Regions from separate parts of the Mus musculus genome. Here regions 1 and 3 are each linked to region 2. The links are chromatin contacts, found by Hi-C or POLR2A ChIA-PET in ENCODE. All regions are on one chromosome and are shown on one strand. Each heading gives the region's core, a stretch centred on a gene start or an enhancer-like site at or near the end of the contact. The rest is flanking DNA. Distances are from core to core; before and after follow the strand shown.

The links. A loop is a pair of places that touch in the nucleus more often than their neighbours do. ChIA-PET counts read pairs that join two places held with the same protein, here RNA polymerase II (POLR2A).
Region 1: a loop to region 2 is called in a map of T-helper 17 cell, with 2.2 times the contacts of the local background. The contact joins two enhancer-like sites. A Hi-C loop is called at or near these places in 5 of 37 maps with a recorded cell type or tissue (CH12.LX, T-helper 17 cell, T-helper 2 cell and 2 more). POLR2A ChIA-PET finds 5 or more read pairs at or near these places in 3 of 5 experiments (Patski and embryonic stem cell).
Region 3: a map of T-helper 17 cell shows a loop between it and region 2 (2.1-fold over the local background). The contact joins two enhancer-like sites. A Hi-C loop is called at or near these places in 1 of 37 maps with a recorded cell type or tissue (T-helper 17 cell). POLR2A ChIA-PET finds 5 or more read pairs at or near these places in 3 of 5 experiments (all embryonic stem cell).

What each region holds. Positions count from the first base shown.
Region 1 is chr4:141,405,382-141,408,852 of GRCm38, reverse strand. Clcnkb (chloride channel, voltage-sensitive Kb) reads left to right here. Exons shown (of 20, transcript NM_019701.2): 13 at 208-277; 14 at 437-547; 15 at 836-1,049; 16 at 1,631-1,764. Among named protein-coding and RNA genes, the nearest start is that of Gm34693, 6.5 kb to the right of the region's middle. Within about 2 kb of position 1,817, at least 1 of the 3 ENCODE cell types and tissues checked has a DNase peak (open chromatin) inside an H3K27ac peak, as active enhancers do.
Region 2 is chr4:141,456,046-141,459,938 of GRCm38, reverse strand. The region is part of intron 2 of Zbtb17 (zinc finger and BTB domain containing 17); the gene reads right to left. Among named protein-coding and RNA genes, the nearest start is that of Gm42337, 9.1 kb to the right of the region's middle. Within about 2 kb of position 1,563, at least 1 of the 3 ENCODE cell types and tissues checked has a DNase peak (open chromatin) inside an H3K27ac peak, as active enhancers do.
Region 3 is chr4:141,512,385-141,516,038 of GRCm38, reverse strand. All of the region lies in intron 3 of Spen (spen family transcription repressor), which reads left to right. Among named protein-coding and RNA genes, the nearest start is that of Gm4123, 21 kb to the left of the region's middle. Within about 2 kb of position 1,763, at least 1 of the 3 ENCODE cell types and tissues checked has a DNase peak (open chromatin) inside an H3K27ac peak, as active enhancers do.

The DNA.
Region 1 (3,471 bases), core at 568-3,067, 51 kb after region 2:
GCAGGCTGAGAGAGAAGAGAGTGACAAACCTGGAATGTGCTTGCGCACAGTAGGTGCTTTATTACAGCTTGGTTCCTTCATCTCTAGAGGCAAATGCTGCCGTGGGCTCCAGCCTGGGCACCCTTTTCTCTAGGAACCTCCCCCGCCCCCTGCCCATGTCCTCCTGTGTTGCTTCTAACTCTTGCTGTGTGGGCACCCCCCCCATAGTTCTGGATGCTGATTTTGGCAACCACCATCCCCATCCCTGCTGGATACTTCTTGCCCATCTTTATCTATGGTAAGACTGGAGTCCTGGATGTCTGAGAGGGTTTGGGGGGCATAGGACATGACTTCCGGTATCATCTCCCTCCCAAAGTGGTACCGGGGATGGGGTCGGGATGAGGGCCTGAGGGGTCAGGTCAGCCTGGTTGCTTCATTCATCCTAAATCTGTGGCAGGAGCTGTCATTGGGCGCCTCTTTGGGGAGGTTCTATCTGTCGCCTTCCCAGAGGGCATTGTGGCTGGAGGCAGGGTCAATCCCATCATGCCCGGGGCCTATGCTCTGGCAGGTGAGTGTATCTGGGGCCAGCAGGTGGGTCCCCCCCTCCTCAGTAGGCCCCGTCTATTCCCTGAGCCCTACCACCCCCAAGCCCGCTTTCTCTTCGTTTTCCTTCCCATCCCCCACGTGCTCTGCACTCTTTCCTCTCGGCAAGGCTAGAACCTTCCAACAGTTGTGGTGTGTGCTCTTTGTGCACTGCTGAGCCTAACCACGGTCGCACTGTGCCTACCTTGCCCTCTGGGGGAGCCTGGCTCCTGGCCTGGGACACCCCCCCCCCACCTTGGCTGTGTCCCTGCAGGTGCTGCTGCCTTCTCAGGGGCGGTGACCCACACCCTCTCCACGGCACTGCTGGCCTTTGAGGTAACGGGCCAGCTCGTTCACGCACTGCCTGTGCTGATGGCTGTGCTGGCGGCCAACGCCATCTCTCAGAGCTTCCAGCCCTCTTTCTACGATGGCACCATCATTGTCAAGAAACTGCCGTACCTGCCGTGGATCCGTGGCCGACAGATTGGGTGAGCCTCGGGCTGGCTGATGGTGTGATGATGCCCAGGGTGGTTGGGGGTGGAGGGACTCCTGGAAAAGCCCATCACAGCTGACCTTGAACTGTAGGATGATAGGGCTGATACACACCCGCCCTCTGGTCCCCACAACATCCCCCAGCCCATGAGCTAGATGAAGAAGCTAAGTCTCTGTCAGGCAAGGCTGATAGGAAATGAGCAACAGACAGGAGGGGCCCCTCTCTTTCCCTCCCCTTCTCTGATGGCTTCCTGGTAGCTGTCCCACAAATGGGCTCAGAGACCCCACCTTGATCGGATTGTACCCTAGTATCTTTGGTCCCAAAGTGGCACATCTCAAAGGCTCCAAGTGTCACTGAACACAAGGTCCAGCTCCAAACAATCCTCAGTTTCCCAGTCTTTAGATAGCTGTGGTTCCCATCGCTTCTTTTTTTAGAACCTATGGGTTCCTCTGAACCAAACCCATCCTTGGGACTCACAGGTCTTCTCCCAGCAAGGCTCCTTGGGATGACCCTGTCTTGCCCCAGGCCGGTATCATCCCATTTCCAGGCCTGACTGATGTCTCCCTCTGCCCACAGTTCCCACTCTGTAACTGTGGGTCACTTCATGAACTGCGCCCTCACTACACTGGCCAAGGACATGCCCCTGGAGCAAGTGATCCAAGTCGTGATCTCCACAGATGTGACCCAGTACCCCCTGGTGGAGACTACAGGTATTCCACAGCCATTGAGGAGAAAGTGGCTGTCTGGGAGGAGGCTTTGGGCTTCCCCCTGCTTCCCTTTAAGGGCCCCGCGTGTCAGGGCAGCAAGGGCAAGCAGGGTGTTAGATCTGTCCCTTAATCGAGACTCTGCAACTTGGTAGCTGTGTGACCCAGGGCAAGTCTCCTAATTTCTCTGAGCTCCAGTTTCTTCGTGGAGAAAATGGACCCAATAGCCACTTCTGGAGAAAGTAGAAAGTAGGGGTGATGTGCTTAATGAAAAAGATGAGAGGTGCTTGTAAGACTGCCTGGGACTGGCTCTTTGGATTCCTGGACCCAAGCCTCATGGGCTGACTCTTCACATTCCTGAGTGTTCCTCCCCCGCCCCCCCCCCCCGCTGTTCCATTTGCCAAGATGAGCTCATCCTTTTAAAGGCAGAAGGATGGTGCTAAGTCTCAGAGAGAGACTAACGAGCGCCCCTCTCCAGTTCACAGAGCGTGGTCCTTATGGGAGGGAGATAGCCCAGGTAGGGGAGGAGCTACCTGAAGCTCCCGGAGCACCTGTCCATCCGTGTGTCCCCTCTGTGCCAACAAGGCAGGGTGCACACTCAGTCAGGGTAGCACTGTTGGGGCCTGTGACCCATTTGCCCTTGGGCAGACCACTTGAGCCGTGAGCAACATGAACAACCAAGGTCACCCATATGCCCCACAGCGAGCAGAATAAACTCACCTATGAGGGAAAGAACCTTGTGGTTCTCTTGGGCTCTATGACCGGCAGTGTCCTTGTGTGGAAAGTAGGAAGGGCCATCATAGGTTGCCACCCAAACGTCAGGGACTTCGCTCTCACCAATGGGAGAGATCACAGCAAACACATTTTCTACTTATTTTACATAGCGATGGCCCTTCCAAGAGGCTTCACCTCCTAGAACCAAGAATGGCTTTGGACTCCGCACATCTCCCTGACTAGATTCCACAGCCTACCCTAGAAACAAACCACTGGTTTATTAAAGGAGGGAGGGACACTTCTATTGTAGCATTTGGTTACCAAGTGTGTCTGTGGTGGCAAGGACTGAATTCAGGGCCAGCACATGCTAAGCAAGCCCTCCGCTACTGAGTGATAGCCATGCCTAGTCCCTGGGGTTTTATTTAATGGAGAAAGAGAATATCAAGCTGGATCCTTAGTGAAGAATGGGAAGAATGCCTACGACTCTCAAGATGCCCGGAAACTCCCTCCATGCATCCAGGCTATTCCCTGTATCCACGCTAGCCCCGGCACACAGTAGGATCTCAGATTGGAGTGTACCTCTGGGATCATTTTTCCATTGACCTGACTCAGATTTTAAACAACTGCAAGGGAAACAGAGAAGAAGGACAGCCCAGCTGTGACACCGATATGTCAAGAGGCTAATGTCCATAGCTTCCACCTCTTAAAATGTGGTGGGGTTGGGGGTAGGGTGTCTTAGAATATCTGCTGGCCCACTGGCTGCCTTACCCAGCTGCACTCAGCTGGCATGTCATTATGGAAGCTGAATGGTATAGAGTAACAATTAACCCACCAGATAACCAGTTTCCTCTTCTGTAAGCTGGGTGGTAAGAATTCTAACAGATCACACACAAGTAGTGTAGTTTCCTCAGACACCAGAGCGCCTAGCATGTTCTTGGCACATAGTAGGTGCTCAGTGAATATGACTTACATTTATAATGATCTATGTTCATAATGCGT
Region 2 (3,893 bases), core at 314-2,813:
GTCCCCATCTCCACAGCCAGTGAGCCACCTGAGTGCAGACGGGGAGCTGACATGCCACGTTTCGTTTGCTAGATCCTGAGTGACTGACGAGTGCAGACGTGGAACCAGGTGGTCTTGGTGGAAACCAGCGGTCTTGGTGGAGCCCTGGCCTCCTTCCTTTGTCCAGGGTGCTCACATAGTGCCAGGCCCACCATGACCCTGTCATCATTGTTTCCTTGTGTTCTACAGCCCTCACTGTGTAGCAGAGCACCTGACTCAGTAAGTGAATCGCCAGAATAATCCACTTCTGAGAACCCCATGAGATCCTGTGAGATCCTGTGTGGCTGCTGCTCCCCGGGCCCCATGGGACTCCATCAGTGGCGCATCTGAAGTTGGTTTTGGGGTTTTTTGTTTGTTTATTTGTTTGTTTGTTTTTTGAGACAGGGTCTCACTGTATAACCGGGACTAGCTTAGAGCTCAGAGATCTGCCTGCCTGCCTGCCTGCCTGCCTTTGCCTCCCAAGTGCTAGGTTAAAGGTATTTACCATTACACCCAGCAAGTTCACAGTTTTTAAATAAAACAAACAAAAAGGAAAGCCCAAGTACCAACCACACAAGGTCAGTGGCTCAGTTCCCTAAGGTCCTGGGGCAGGGGAGTGAGCTACAGTGGGGCTATTAGCCTGACAAAGGGACACAAGCCGTGGCCCCTGGAGGCTGGAGATATGAGCGCACTCCTCAGTTCATATTCTGGAGCTCAGATCCACTCTGCTCAACTCAACAAGTTCCTGCAACAATGAAGAAGTAGTATTTATTGAGTTGTGCAGCCTGACTGCTCACAGAGCCAGAACACCACACCCTGCTCACCTGCACACTAAGCACACAGCCACAGCCACAGCCACAGCCACAGCCACTCTGGGCACCAGCTTTCATGTTGCTGCCTCAGAGATGCAAAGAGTAGAGAGAATTTCTCCAGACCTGAATCCAGGCTCTCCTCCTGGCTGCCAAGGGGCCAGAGTGTCCCCAGCGGAGCAGGGGCTCAAATTCTTTACAAGGTTAATTACACAAACTCAAATGGGGGTGGGGGGTCCGCCCTTAGTGCCCAGCAGCCATCTGTTAGCAGGAAGCAGAGAGACATTCTAAGTTACTCTTTTTTAGTCCCTGTATCGCATGGTCCCTACATCTGTTTACTTGAGCACTCTGGGTGACTAGACCCACCAATCATAACCCATCACCCCTTTTAAACACAATCTGGAAAATGCCTGTAACACAATTCCAGCAGTGGTGAGACAAAGGGAGAGCATGCTAAACAGAGCACCGATTGAGGAGGGGTAAACGGTCTCTGCTGACAGGCACTTTACACAGACTGACTGCACGGTTAAAACCTGAGGCCACACTGGTCCATGAGGCCAACTGTCTGGCTGAAGCACCAGGTTAGGGGATACAGAGCTCCCTCCCAAAGTCACACGGCCTGCCTGTCAAACCCTGAAACCTGATCCAAGTCACTGGCAGGCCCGGTCTAGCGTGAGGGGTGGCGCCACACCCCTGGACAGAAAGCAATCTCCCTCAGTCACACACTGAGCCTCGCTGGCTCCCCACAGACTGGCCAGTTCCAGCTTCCACACAGAGAGGTCACTACCATGTGCAGCTCACCTTTCCTGATCATCCAGAAGGACAAGTGGCTCAACAGATATAAGTACACTCAGACCAAGGAAGCAGAAGTTCACAAAGGCCTCCTTGGGAGGTTGAAAGCTATGCACCCAGCCCCACTACCAACCTGTCTCTGCATGTATAACCTGGCAGAGAATAACTATCAGCAATCCGCCTGCTACCACAGTGCTCCACAGTGTCCAGCAAATGCTCACCTTGTATTGAGACAGTTTCTCCCATTTTTAGCAGGTTTTCTCGATATACAGATGTATGTGTACACACACACACACACACACACACACACACACACACACACAATCCATCTAGAAAGATAACCCTTCTTCAGTGAATGAGGGGAGACAGTGCTAGGATCAAACCCAGGGCTCTAAGTGCCGGACCCCAGTCTCCTCGTCTAAGCACACGGAGCTTTATAGAAACTTCCAGGCCGGCTTGGAACTCCACCTCCCAACACATCACCCTCTACTGACAGTGCTACCCTGACCGAATGAAGTTTACCAGTCCTGAATCCGTAGTGTTTTCTGTAATTATAAAAAGCAAATTCCGGCCTGGCGTGGTGGCACACGCCTTTAATCCCAGCACTCGGGAGGCAGAGGCAGGCGGATTTCTGAGTTCGAGGCCAGCCTGGTCTATCTACAAACTGAGTTCCAGGACAGCCAGGGATATACAGAGAAACCCTGTCTCGAAAAAACAAAAAAACAAAAAACAAAAAAAAGCAAATTCCGGGCTGGAGAGATGGCTCAGTGGTTAAGAGCACTGACTGTTCTTCCAAAGGTCCTGAGTTCAAATCCCAGCAACCACATGGTAATGAGATCTGACGCCCTCTTCTGGTGTGTCTGAAGACAGCTACAGTGTACTTACATAGAATAATAAATAGATCTTTGGGCCCGAGCAAGCAGAGGTCCTGAATTCAATTCCCAGCAACCACAAGATGGCTCACAACTATCAGTACAGCTACAGTGTACTCATATACATAAAATAGCGGCTCAGGGACTGGAGAGATGGCTCGGCGGTTGAGAGCATTGACTGTTCTTCAAGAGGTCCTGAGTTCAATTCCCAGCAACCACATGGTGGCTCACAACCATCTGTAATGGGATCTGATGCCCTCTTCCGATGTGTCTGAGATAGTGACAGTGCACTCACATACATGAAATAAATAAATAAATCATCTTTAAAAAAAAAAATAGCGGGCTGGTGAGATGGCTCAGTGGGTAAGAGCACCCGACTGCTCTTCCGAAGGTCCAGAGTTCAAATCCCAGCAACCACATGGTGGCTTACAACCATCCTTAACGAGATCTGACTCCCTCTTCTGGAGTGTCTGAAGACAGCTACAATGTACTTACAATAAATAAATAAATCTTTTTAAAAAAAAAATAGCGGCTCAGACTCACTGTGCAACACAGACTAACCCTGACCTCACAGCCCTCCTCCTGCACCTCCCACTGCTGGGACAGCAGCTGGGTGCCACCAGGGCAGGCTGTCTACTGGGGGGTCTCACTCGTCCTCACAGCCATCAAGAGAGAGCAGAGCAGGCGCTGGCCTTTTGTTCACTTTCATTTCTTGAGACACAAGTCACATGAGTTCAGGCTGGCTTTGAACTTGTGATGGAGCCAAGGATGATCTTGGCCTCCTAGTCTTCCCATCTGACAAGCAGAGACCAGCATCCTCATACTGTTTGTCCCAACCTCTAGAACTACAAGAACTACGCCTGTTTAATCTGCCCAGCCCAAGGTACTCTGTTACAGCAATGCAGAACACAACTAAGAGCAAGATAAGTATTTGAGAAACAATCTGTGAACTTGGATGGGCAAAGATCAGTAGGGCAGCCCAGCTCCCTAACGGGCGCCTGTAGCTATCAACTGGTGACCCCGCAGCTCATAAAGCAGCCTGGGCACGGAGAACAAAGAGCAGGTGGCTTCATGCTCCTCTCTGCGCTCACCTGAGGGAAGCACTGTAGCTTTGAGCCTCCGCTCGAGGACGGAGATTAACCAGCAATGATGCCACATGTAAGGCGGTATCAATGCTGTGCAGAGTCGGGTAGAACTATCTGCCAGTCAGAGGAATGAGGAGGACCTCTCTGAGGAGGGAGAATTTAAACAAAGACCTGGAAGAAGGTGCAAGAGGAAGCTGCACCACTGCAAACCCAAGACCCAGGAACCAGTATGGCGCCATGGGCAGATGGCAATGCCCTTTCTTTCAAAGTTTCGTGCATGGTAACCATTTTACCCATTAAGGTACACCCAAGATTCT
Region 3 (3,654 bases), core at 514-3,013, 56 kb before region 2:
CAGAAAGACCCTATTCCAGTCTGCCACTCCTCATAGCTGAAGAACCTCAGATTCCCAGAAGACAAATACTCTTTTTTTTTTCTTTTTTCTTTTTTTCAAGACAGGGTCTCTCTGTGTAACCCTGGCTGTCCTGGAACTCACTTTGTAGACCAGGCTGGCCTCGAACTCAGAAATCCGCCTGCCTCTGCCTCCCGAGTGCTGGGATTAAAGGCGTGGGCCACCACGCTCGACGACAAATACTCTTATTTATTGTGAATAGTAAAGTGATGTTGCTTACTGCGGTGTCAGAGTATAAGCCCCGCCTCGTCGGCAGCCACCACTTGCTTCATGGCCGCTGGCAGGCTTCATGCGTTTCTTCTCTCTGTCGTTATTCAGACTGTTAAACAAGGGGCCCTGTGTTTAAATTTGAGTGGCATGTATTATAAACCTAGAACACACAGCTTCTTTGACCTGATTAAAAAGTCCAGAATTTTCTTTCAGTATCATGTGCTTACATCTAAGAGAAGCAAATGGCCATGCAATTCAATAACTCTTAGGTTTCCTAAACTGCCGAATTCAGACTAGTCAAATGGAGACTTGTAGCCTCATTTTTTTTTTTTTGGTTTTGGTTTTTCGAGACAGGGCTTCTTTGTGTAGCCCTCCTGTCCTAGAACTCAACTCTGTAGACCAGGCTGGTCTCAAACTCAGAAATCCGCCTGCCTCTGCCTCCCAAGTGCTGGGAGTAAAGGTGTGTGCCACCACTGCCTGGCCTCATCTATTTTTTTAAGTATTCATTTATTTATCTCTCTGAGTACTCTATTTGCATTTATGCCTGCAATACAGAAGAGGGCATCGGATCCCATTACTGATGGTTTTGAGCCACCGTGTGGTTGCTGGGAATTGAACTTAGGTCCTCTGGAAGAGCAGTCAGTGCTCTTACCCACTGAGCCATCTCTCCAGCCCCTAGCTTCATCTTCTTAATTTACCTATGCTCTCACTATTAGGAAATTGCCATGTAATGAGTTGGTACTTAATTTAGGAAGCCGAAGAAGTCGGACTGGCATGTTAGCTGGATGAAGAATGGGTGAAGTTCATTTGAATCCTATGAACAGATTATAAAATCTTGCTTTGTTTCACTTTCTCCTTTTCTCATTTCTCTAGAACTTGGCCATTAAAGGAACCCCTTAGCATTTCAGGGATCAGAGCTCGACTGGAAGTGTGTGTGTGGTGTGGATGTTGATGTTGTTATCAGGAAAGTCCATAAAGTCAGGCCCTGTGCTAACTTATACTGAAGGCAATGGACCCAGTCTGGCCGAGAAGCAAAGCGTAAATGCACGTGTGATCTGAGATGCTCGAGGAGCTGATCTTTGCACATAGATTCTCAGATCTGTGTTCTGACAGTCTGAACATGGAGGAGGGCAGGGTGTACCTGGAAAGGACCCAGGGACCAAGTCTCAGGGAGAAAGTGGGTGAGCAGGGAGATGCCGAGGTAACTGTGTCAGGTGACCTTGTCCACGATATCCTGTTGACGGGACGGGAGCAGGAGGGTCAGAAGGTCACTTCTGACCAGCTGACTCACGGTGTTTTGTGTTTGAAATGGAGAACTTTTGTGTTCTTTGCTCTTTGCACGGCTCTGATTTGTTCTGGTAAGGCGCACGATAACAGGGAGGCGGGGATTGGAGCCTGCTACCAGAGGACAGCACTCCATGGGGTGGGGATGTTGACATTATAAGTGTGTGGTGCCATGCCTGGTTTGTGTGGTTCTTCAGGTTGAGCCTGGACTCTGTGCGTGCAAGGCAGGCCGGCTGCCAACTGAGTCCGGTCTTCAGCTTGTTTATTTAACCCCTTTGAAGAGATTCTAATACATTTCTTGGCCTACTGGTTTCCTTTCATGTATAGTAATAAGGAAATGTGTGTGTGTATTTACAAATATGTACATACTTTAACTATACGCGTGTGTGCGCGTGTACACACAGAGGGAACATAAGATTGACTGTGGTCACAATTCCCTTCCCAGCAGCGGTATTTTCTGGACCTGGTATATTTCAGCTGGACCTGGTTTATTTCAGCTGGGCCTGGTATAATATTTCAGCCATATTTTGCTTTTAGTTCATTACCTGAGCCTAGCATATTAGCTTATTGATTTCTTTCTATTATTAGCAGTGTGACAGCTGCTTTGTGATAAGTGCTCGGTATCCATGTCTGGAATGATGGGAGAACCTCGAGAGCTAGGAGAGGGCGTTGGTCAGGCTGGAGTCTGGAGAACATGAGGAGAGGCGTTTGAATTTAGCACTTTTGTGAGCAAAGCAATGATCTGAATGTTTTGAGACCAGCAGATAATTTAGATAATTTTTGTGTGTGACAAGGTTTTTCTTTGTAGCGCTGACTGACCTGAAACCTCACTGTGGAGACCAGGCTGGCCTCAAATTCAGTCACCAGCCTCTGTAACCTGAGTGTTGGCATTAAAGGTGTGTGCTACCATGCCTGGGTAAACATGCTAATAGTTTAGGATTTTATTCTTTAAAATATAATTTTTTTAGGTTTACTTTTTTTATGTGTATTAGTGTTTTGCCAGCATATATATATGTATATGTATATGTATATGTATATGTATATGTATATGTATATGTATATGTATATATGTGTGTGTGTGTGATGTATGCCCAGTTTCTACAGAGATCAGAAGATAGCGTTGTGTATCCTGGAACCGGAGTTATGGGCAGTATAAGTCACTGTGTGGGTGCTCAGAACGGAAGTCAGGTCCTCTGCAAGAGCAGCAAGTGGGGGCTGGCAAGATGGCTCAGTGGGTAAGAGCACTGACTGCTCATCTGAAGATCCTGAGTTCAAATCCCAGCAACCACACGGTGGCTCACAACCACCCATAATGAGATCTGATGCCCTCTTCTGGCACGTCTGAAGACAGCTATAGTGTACTTATGTATCATAATAAATAAATCTTAGGGTCGGAGTGAGCAGAGGTCCCAAAAATTCAAATCCCAACAACCACTTGAAGGCTCAAGAGCATTTGTCCAGCTACAGTGGACTCATATACATGCAATTTTAAAGAAAGCAGCAAGTGCTGTTAGTCACGGAGCCACCTCTCCAGCCCCCACCCCAGGGCTTGGTTCTTTATGCAGAGATGCACACATAAGGGCTTAGAGGAGAGGTAGCTCATGGGATGTGTACTTTGAGAAAGCAACTGTTGGGCTTGCTCACATGATAGAGTGCTTGCCTAACATGCATAAGGTTTGTTCTGCAACACACAGCAGCAGCAGCAGCAACAACAACAACAAGACCCACAAACCACCACCACCAACAACAAAAAGACCCACAAACCCACAATTCTTTACCACCCTGCTCTGCTGTAAAACCAACCAGCCAGCCAAACCAGCCCCATCAAAACCTGTAAGCTCAGAACAGGATTGCAGTGGCTAGTTAGGTCCTTGGAGAAGGAAAGCTGGCTGTGCCAGAGGGTGCCTGCCTGGGGATGGGTGGGCAACAGTGTGCTGAGAGCCAGGGTGACAACTCATGGAAGAGATCAAGCCAGCGATGGCCTGGCAGTCCAGGGCTCTCCACTGAGAGCAGCACCATGGGCTCTGTGCTTTTCTCAGAGACAGCTCAGAACCAGCTGGAAAGCTTAGATGGGGGTCTTAGTTACCAGGCAGGAGGAAGCAG